Regions from separate parts of the Homo sapiens genome. Here region 2 is linked to region 1. Evidence: read pairs that join two places in POLR2A ChIA-PET (ENCODE). Cell type or tissue: MCF 10A. All regions are shown on one strand. Links, peaks and the distances in the headings refer to the core of each region. The heading gives the core; the rest is flanking DNA.

Region 1 (4,399 bases), core at 293-4,292:
AGAAAATTTATCAAGAGGAATGGAAATCAAAACACAACATACCAAAACTTACTGGATACAGCTAAAACAGTACCAAGAGGGAAATTTATAGCTATAAATGCATATATTAAAAAGGAAGAAAGTTCCCGAATCAATAGCCTAATCTTCTACCTTGAGAAATCAGAAAAATAAGAGCAAACTAAATCTAAAGCAAGCAGAAGAGAGGAAATAATAAAGATCAGAGGGGCCAGGCGCAGTGGCTCACGCCTATAATCCCAGCACTTTGGAAGGCCGAGGCGGGCGGATCACGAGGTCAGGAAATTGAGACCATCCTGGCTAACACGGTGAAACCCCGTCTCTACTAAAAATACAAAAAATTAGCCAGGCGTATTACGGCGGGCGCCTGTGGTCCCAGCTACTCAGGAGGCCGAGGCGGGAGAACGGCGTGAACCCGGGAGGCGGAGCTTGCAGCGAGCTGAAATCGTGCCACTGCACTCCAGCCTGGGCGACAGAGCGAGACTCCGTCTCAAACAAACAAACAAACAAAAAGATTAGAGAACAAATAAATGAAACAGAGAATAGAAAACAATAGGGTAAGTCAATAAACCAAAAGCCGGTTCTTTGAAAAGATCAACAGAATGGAAAAATCTTTAGCTAGACTGACCAAGACAAACAGAGGGAAGACCCTTCTTCTCCAAAAACTTGTAACTTTAATAAAGAAGTGCAAGAGTTGGCGCTAAAATCTGTAAAATATTTTTGTTTTGCAGCTAAAAAAAATTGATAAAGACCGAAATAAATGGAAAGGTATGCCATGTTCATTGATCAGAAAAGTTAATATTCTTAAGATGGCAATACCCCACAAACTGAACTGCAGATTGAAAAAGTCCTTATCAAAACTTACTAGGTGGCTGTTTTTGTTGTTATTGTTGCAGAAATTGACAAGCTTATCCTAAAATTCTTTTGGAAATGTAGGGACCTAGAATAGCCGAACAATCTTGAAAAAGAAAAACAAAGTTGGAGGACTCACCCTTCCTAATTTGAAACTTACTACAAAGTTACAGTAATCAAGAAAATGTTGTATTGACATAAAAGTAGAAATATGGATGCCTGAAATATAATTGAGAATCCAGAAATAAACCCTTACATTTATGATCAATTGATTTTCAACAAGAGTGACAAGATAATTCAATAGGGAAACAATAGTCTTTTTCAGTGAATGGTATGTTGACAACTGGACATCCACATGAAAAAGAATGAATTTGGGGCCCTACCTCACAGCATTTATAAAAATTAGCTTGAAATGGATACAGACCTGAGATAATACTATAAAACTCTTAGATAAAAACATGGGATAAACATTCATTGGCTTGGGTTAGGCAATGGCTTCTTAGATATGATACCAAATGCATAAACAACAGAAGAAATAGATAAATTTAACTTAGCTGACATTTTATCCTTCTAAGACCTCTATCATGAAAGTGAAAAGACAATCTACAGAATGGGAGAAGATATTTGTAAATCACATATTTGATAAGGAATTTATATCCAAATATATAAAGAACTCTTACAACTCAACAATAATAATAACATAAAATAAGCCAATTGAAATATGGGGAAAGAATCTGAATAGACATGTCTCCAAAGAAGATATACAAATGAAAAAGATGCTCACACCATTAGCTATTAGGAAAATGCAATCAAAACAATAAGATGTCACTTCATACCCACTAGAATAGCTAAAATGAAAAGAACATACAAAACCAGGCTGGGAGTGGTGACTCATGCTTGTAATCCCAGCACTTTGGGAGGCCAAAGCAGGCGGATCACTTAAGCCCAGGAGTTTGACAGCAGCCTGGGCAACATGGCGAAATCCCATCTCTATAAAAAAGACAAAAATTGCCAGCGGTGGTGGCTTGCAACTATAGTGCTACCTACTCGGGAGGCCAAGGCTGGAGGGTCACTTGGGCTGAGTTCAAGGTTACAGTATATTATGATCATGCCACTACACTTCAGCCTAGGTGACAGAACAAGACCCTGCCTCAAAAAAAAAAAAAAAAAAAGTTAAACATAGAGTTACCATATGACCCAACAATTCTACTCTCTATGTAGCTACACAAGAGAATTGAAAACATCCAGCCTGGGCAACATGGCGAAACCCCATCTCTGCAAAAAATTTTAAAGATTAGCTGGGCATGGTGGCATACACCTGTAGTCCCAGCTCTTCAGGAGGAAGGCAGAGGTGGCTGAACCACCTGAGGTGGGAGGCTGAGGCTGCAGGGAGCCATGATCATGCCACTGTACTCCAGCCTGGGAGACAGAGTGAGACCCTATCTCAAAAAAAAAAAAAGAGAATTGAAAACATATATCCATATAAAAACTTGTATGTGAATATTCATAGTGGCATTACTGACAATAGTTAAAACATAGAAACGGCTCGAACGTCTATGAACTAATGAATGGATAAAGAAAACGTAGTATAGCTATACAATGGAATATTATTTGGCCACAAAAAGCAATGAAGTACTGATACATGTTACAATATAGATGAATGCTATGAACATTAGGGTAACTGGAAAAAGTCAGACACACAAGGTCGCGTTTTATATTATTCCATTTATACGAAATGTCCAGAATAGGCAAATCTGTAGCGCTAGAATAGTTTAGTAACTGGCTAGGGCTTGGGAGGTTGGGTTGAAATGAGGACTTACTGTTAATAGGTATGGGGTTTCTCTTTGGGGTGAAGAAAATGTTCTAAAATTGATTGTGTTGATTGTTGCACAATTCTTTGAATATACCGAAAACACTGAATCACAGAATCTATGAGAATAGGAAAATAGCTCTTGTTATATGCTGCTGCTGCTAAGTTTGGCATGACTTGTAACGTAGCAATAGTACTGGAATAAGGGAGTTCTCATACAGTGATGTCTTTTTTTAAATGAGGAGGAGTGAGGCAAACTACTCTGTGTGCATGTGTGCGTAGTGGAGTTCTAGAGCTTGAGAAAATTAGTGAGGTGTTTCCAGTCAAACAGGTAAATATGAATGTGAGTTTACTAGGGGCAGGTAGAAGGCATTGGGGAAGGGAGGCACACAGACCTTTGCAGAGATTGGTACCTAAGGGTAGTGGCAGCACCAGTTTGCACATCTGTGCTCTCTTCTCCAGTTGCCTTTGGCACTTCAGGTGCATAGGACTAGAGAAGGATGATTGATTCACAGTTGGCATTTGGAAGGCAGTGCAGTGAGAGGACCAGGGCCAGGCATTGAGGATGATGATGGAAGAACAGAACCATCAACTTTGTCTCAGAAAGCCTGTAAGGGATATAGAGTTATCAAAGGGAGGCCAAAGCTCATTTAAGGGGGGCAGTAGCAGGAGTATTCTGGGAAAAAGTTAAAAGAGTCTGGCTTAAAGTACAAGTCAGTAGTGAGGAGGAATTAAGAGCAGTGAGGGAGAGAGATAGTCTGAGGGGTTTACATTTGGAATAGTAGTCAGGGGGCCATTATGATTGGAAGCAAAGATGAAATTGTTCTGAGTCTGTCTTCTGAACCAAGCTCTGAATGAAGCTTGGAGGGCAAACTTCCAGAGACTGATCTTTGTCCCAGCCATGTTGGCACAAGGCAACCAGTCCATGGATCTGCTCAGGTGCAGTGACTCACCCCAGGTTTCTTGTCTTTGTGTAGGACTGGGCTGGAACGACCCAAATTTGTGGCTATTGAATAAATAATAATAGGTGGTGGTTTATCTGTCAGAGAGAAGATAGGAAGGAGTCAGAGCTGATTTTGTCATGAATTCAGAAATTCATTTAAAATATTGAGTTTTTACCCAGGCATAGTGGTATGCACCTGTAGTCTCAGCTACTGGGAAGGTGGAAGCATGAGAATCACTTGAGCCCAGGAGGTCGAGGCTACAGTGAACCATAATCGCCCCACTGCACTCCAACCTGGGTGACAGAGCCAGACCCTGTCTCAAAAAAAAAAAAAAAAAATATTGAGTTTGAAGTGGTAGCAGGATTTTAAGCAGAAATGCTCAGAAGGCAGCCAGCATCTGGGTCTGAAGTTTAAAGGAAAACTTTCAAAGTCAAATGTAAAATTATTTTTTACCCTCTGGGATTAAATGAGATCACTCAGGGAGAGAGTGAGAAGTGGCTAGAAAAGAAGGCTGAAAAGAGAACTGAGCTTGTAGATGGACTAAAAAACATGGTGGAGAAGACTAAGAAGCTCAAGTACAATGGGAGCAGAATTAGAAGAGTGAAGTGCTCCAGAAGCTAAGGTAAGATAAACTTTTTTGAAGGAAGTGTGTATCAGATAGCTATTGTCACAAAAAAGTTATGTAACCAACCAACCCAAAAGGCAGTGGCATACAACACGAAGTATTTGTTTCTCACTTAAGAGGCTGTGGTCAGCTGGGGTGGCTCTAATTTAGGCT
Region 2 (4,399 bases), core at 316-4,315, 74 kb before region 1:
CTTGTGGAGAGCACAATAAGTTCAACCTCATGGAGTTATTGAGACCTAATGAGTTATAATCTCCACCTGATGAACTTGGAGCAGTGCCTGGAACATAGTAGGCTTTTGATAAATATTAACTGCTATTATTTCATAGAGCCGTGCTAGGAGCCAAATGCGGTAATGTGGTGCTTGAGAAGTGGATGGCCCAAACAGAGATGTTCTGTAAATGTGAATATCCACTGCATTTAGTGTTAAACAGGCTTAGTGCTAAAACATTTAAAATATTAATATTTTTATATCGATTACACATAGTAATGGATATATTGAGTAAAATGAAATATCTTAAGAAGATTATTTTATCTATTTCTTTCTACTTTTTAAATGTGGCCACTAGAACATTTAAAATTATGTGTCTCACATTATATGTCTATTGGACAGAGTTATAAAAAATACAGATAATCCAAAAGGGGGGAGTGAAGGGAAAACAGAGATCTTATAATTGTCAAATCCTACTACCCAGAAACAAACATCGTGAAATTCTTACAGTATATCCTTCCAGTTCTTTCTATATGTGCCTCCCTTTAAAAAAAGGATCATACTGTACATAGTATTGTAACTTCTTTATCTTTATAACCAATCAAAGCATCTTTGCCTCTCATTAAATATTTTTTATTGTTGGACATTAATACAGTTTACAGATTTTCACTGTTTTAACAAAATTTCGACAAACAGCTCCATAGCTGTATCTTACCGCATGTTTGTGTTTCTTTTCTACATATTTCTAGCTGTGTAATTTCCAGATATGCAATATTTTAATTCTTTTGATCCATTGTCACTAGTTTGGCCTCTGGAAGTGTTCTATATAGTTATTCTTCCAAAGGCTGACTTTAAGAATCTCTCTCCATCCTCTGAAATGTTCATTAGGACACCTTATTTCCAAATTTGAGTCTTTTTTAGTCACAATTGTTTATAGGCTCCTCAGCATCTGAGTACCTTCAACCCCCTTTTCTTTTGGAAACTCCCTTCCCTTTATTTTCTGAACAAGATACTTGCCTGGATCTGCAAACTCTGGGAGTTGTTCCTTCATGGGCTCTACTTTCTTCTCCTAACTGTGGGCATCCATGAAGGCATCTTTATCCTTAGCCCTTCCCTCATTCCATGTATCATGCTATTTATTCTATCTATCTATCTATCTATCTATCTATCTATCTATCTATCTATCTATCTATCTATGTATCTACCAACCATCTATCATTATCAATTTCCACACTTTCAACCAATACTGTAATGCAGACCCCGGCAGGTTTGTAATGCCAGCCCTATATTTTTCTCCAGATCAAGTCACTGATTTTCAAATGCTTGTGAGAATTTTTCTGGAGGGGTTCCTACAGGCCCCCTAGACACTCACCATACCCCCAAACGGAGCTCAACATCATCCCCACCAAATCTGTGCCTCTCTCTGGCTTCTCTCTTCTGATAATAGCTGCCCCTTTCTGCAGGACACCCAGGCTTAGCAGCTAAGAGGCACCTGTGATACCTCCTTTCTCTCGGTCACTGCTGTGCACATCCAGTCAGTCTTTGCATTCTTTCATTTCTTTCTGTTCTCCTTGCCTCTAATTTGGGTTCTTATTACCTTTTCCCAGTGATTCTCTTATGATAGCCATTTGTGATCTCTCCTTTCTACAATTCGTCTTACACGTGGCTGGCTACCAGATTTCTACAACACAACTCTAACCTGTTAAAATTTTTTCACACAACTCTGGACCCAGGGTGTTTTTGTTTTTTTTTTTTTACCTCTCTGTGACTCAGTTTTTCATCAGCAATCTGGAAATAATAAGACCTGCTGTGGAGAGTTAAGAGAATTAGAATGAGGTGATTCATGCATAGCTCTTAGCACATAGTAAGCACTCAGTAAACATTAACTATTAGTGTCAGTGTTCCAATAAAGTTCAAACTCCTAAGCTTGGCATTCGAGGCTCTTCATGAGCAAGTTGTACCTGTCTAGCCTCATGTGTTCTGCTCACCTTTGGGTAGCCTGCCCTGTGACAATACTGCCACCAGCCAGAGCATTCATCCAGGGACTCTGTGCTCCCTGTGCCTCTCTGTGCATGTCCTGTACATTTGCTTTGCTCAAAAACATTACTCCAAGCCAGGTACAATGGCTCACACCTATAATCTCAGCACTTTGGGAGGCTGTGGCAGAAAGACTGCTTGAGGCCAGGAGTTCGAGACCAGCCTGGGCAACATAGCGAGACCCTGTCTCTACAAAAAATTAAAAATATTAGCCAGGTGTGGTGGTGCATGCCTGTAGTCCCAGCTACTCTGGAAGCTGAGGTGGGAGAATCACTTGAGCCTAAAAGTTCAAGCCTGCAGTCAGCCATGATCAAATCACTATACTCCAGCCTAGGTTAACAGAGTGAGACCCTGTCTCAAAAAAAAAAAAAATTACTCCAGAGCATGTATCAGTCCAACTTCTGAGAGGAGGAAAATTTTCAGTAGTGCACATAGTCAACTATTTAGAATGCCAACTTCATGAGAACGTCTATTTTGTTCACTGCTGTGTTTCCAACACAACACGGTTGTCTGGCATATAATAAATGTTCATTAAAGATTTGTTGACTGAATATAAAAATGTGAGAAACATGACTCAAGGTTCCATTTGTTCTGAGGTGTGTAAAAATGCAAGTTTTCATCATAATAGAACGTAAAGAATATACAGTCCTTGCCCTGTAGGGTTTGCCGTACCTCCCAAGATAGGTGGAATTCTTGCCTGACCCTCAGGGTGGGCTTCCCATCCTAGGCCCCATGTTGGAAGAAGATGCTTCTTGCAGAGCCTCTGACTGCTGGGAACGGAAACCCAGACACTTTGAACTGGGAGCCTGCCCAATAATTGGCTAAACTCTTGAGTGGGAAGGACTATAAATTCAGAGTTTCTAGTGTGACTCTATTACATAAAATGTGTGAACTTGGAGCAAATATCCCTTTCTTCTGAAAAAAAAAAAACACTTCAATGGATGCCTTGTAAACGCAAAGATAAACCACTTCAACGGATGCCTCATTTTTGCAAAGATAAACCAAAGACTTAATTCTTTAATGGAATCTATTAGAGACCACAAGCTCAAGTGTTCTGCATAATGTATAAATGTCTTCTCTATAACAGGATGTCATTTTTGCAGGTTAATTTAACTTAGGGAAATGTTTCTTTTCAACATTTGGGTCTAGTCAGCTCTGTCTCTGAAAATTAGGGTTCCTTCTTGGGAGTGTGTATGCATTCTGATTCAAATTGTTCTCCATAGAACTGGAAAATGAAGAGTGAGAAGGTCCATATTTTCATCTCCCACTGGGAGAGGACTTTTTTTTTCTTTTTTTCTTTTCTTTTCTTTCTTTTTTTTTTTTTTTTGAGACAGGGTCTTACTCCGTCACCTAGGCTAGAGTGCAGTGTTGCAATCATAGCTCACTGCAGCCTCGAACTCCTGGGCTCAAGCAATCCTCCTGGCTCAGCCTCCCAAGTAGCTGGGACTACAGGGATTAGCCACCACACCCAGCTAATCTGGTAGAGAGTGTTTTGACCTGAATTGCCAAAGCCCACCCTGAGCTATTCTGCTGAATGCTCACTCAGAATTTCAGTTTAGAAGGAATTTTTGGACTTTGGGAAATGTACTTGCATCAGATGATTATGTAGTGAGAGATTGGCTCAATGGGGCTCCAGGCAAGCTCAGCCCCTAGGAGTTCTGGAATGGGCACACTGAATCTTGGGCATAAATAGGAGGTGAATGAGAGCAGGTGAGATTTGGGCTGGAGCTGGGAGATGGCTTCCCCTTCCTAAAACTAGAGGGGCTGGACCTATGGGAGGGAGGAAGTGTGATTTTACTATTACATGGATGGGACTATCAACCAGCAGACATCTGGGCCATGAAATGCAATGAAAAAATGGGGCCATTTGGTATAGCTCAATGTCAAGACACTTCAGTAGGCCCATCCCTACCTATTTTGTTGTTCTGCTGGCCTGCTGACCTGCCTACCTCCCCAACTGCCCACTTACACAAATTTATTTGTTCATATCTGGATCTGAACAACTTTGTATTACACAGCACAGGCATTTCGTATCTTTTCTGAGTTGTTGAATAATTTGGCCAGAGTCATTTGTAGATTCTTTCTTTGTGAGTGTAATTATCTGAACATGATGTCAAATTTGTTTCTAATAATACAGTACACTAGAGGTCCAGAGAGCCTTCCCAGTACAGAACATCTAAGAACTTGTTTTATTTTGACTTTTTATTATAAAAATTTCCAAACTTACATAAAGGTAGACAAAATAGTATAACGAGCACCCACATACCGTGTAACCTAGATTTTACAATTATTAACGTTTTTCCATTTTGCCTCATCCTTTTTTCTCTGGAGTATTTTATTTATT

What was found. ChIA-PET counts read pairs that join two places held together with the same protein. Peaks named below come from ENCODE experiments on the same cell type or tissue, not always from the same donor. Only the 100,000 strongest peaks of a DNase experiment are listed, where the experiment ranks them.
Region 2: POLR2A ChIA-PET joins it to region 1 with 7 read pairs; 2 of 35 experiments call an interaction of 5 or more read pairs at or near these places.

What each region holds. Positions count from the first base shown.
Region 1 is chr2:72,834,775-72,839,173 of GRCh38, reverse strand. No RefSeq gene overlaps it. Among named protein-coding and RNA genes, the nearest start is that of EXOC6B, 11 kb to the right of the region's middle. In MCF 10A, for the core only: no CTCF peak of the experiment used is centred there; a DNase peak (open chromatin) is centred at 1,803.
Region 2 is chr2:72,908,941-72,913,339 of GRCh38, reverse strand. No RefSeq gene overlaps it. Among named protein-coding and RNA genes, the nearest start is that of EMX1, 6.4 kb to the left of the region's middle. In MCF 10A, for the core only: no CTCF peak of the experiment used is centred there; no DNase peak of the experiment used is centred there.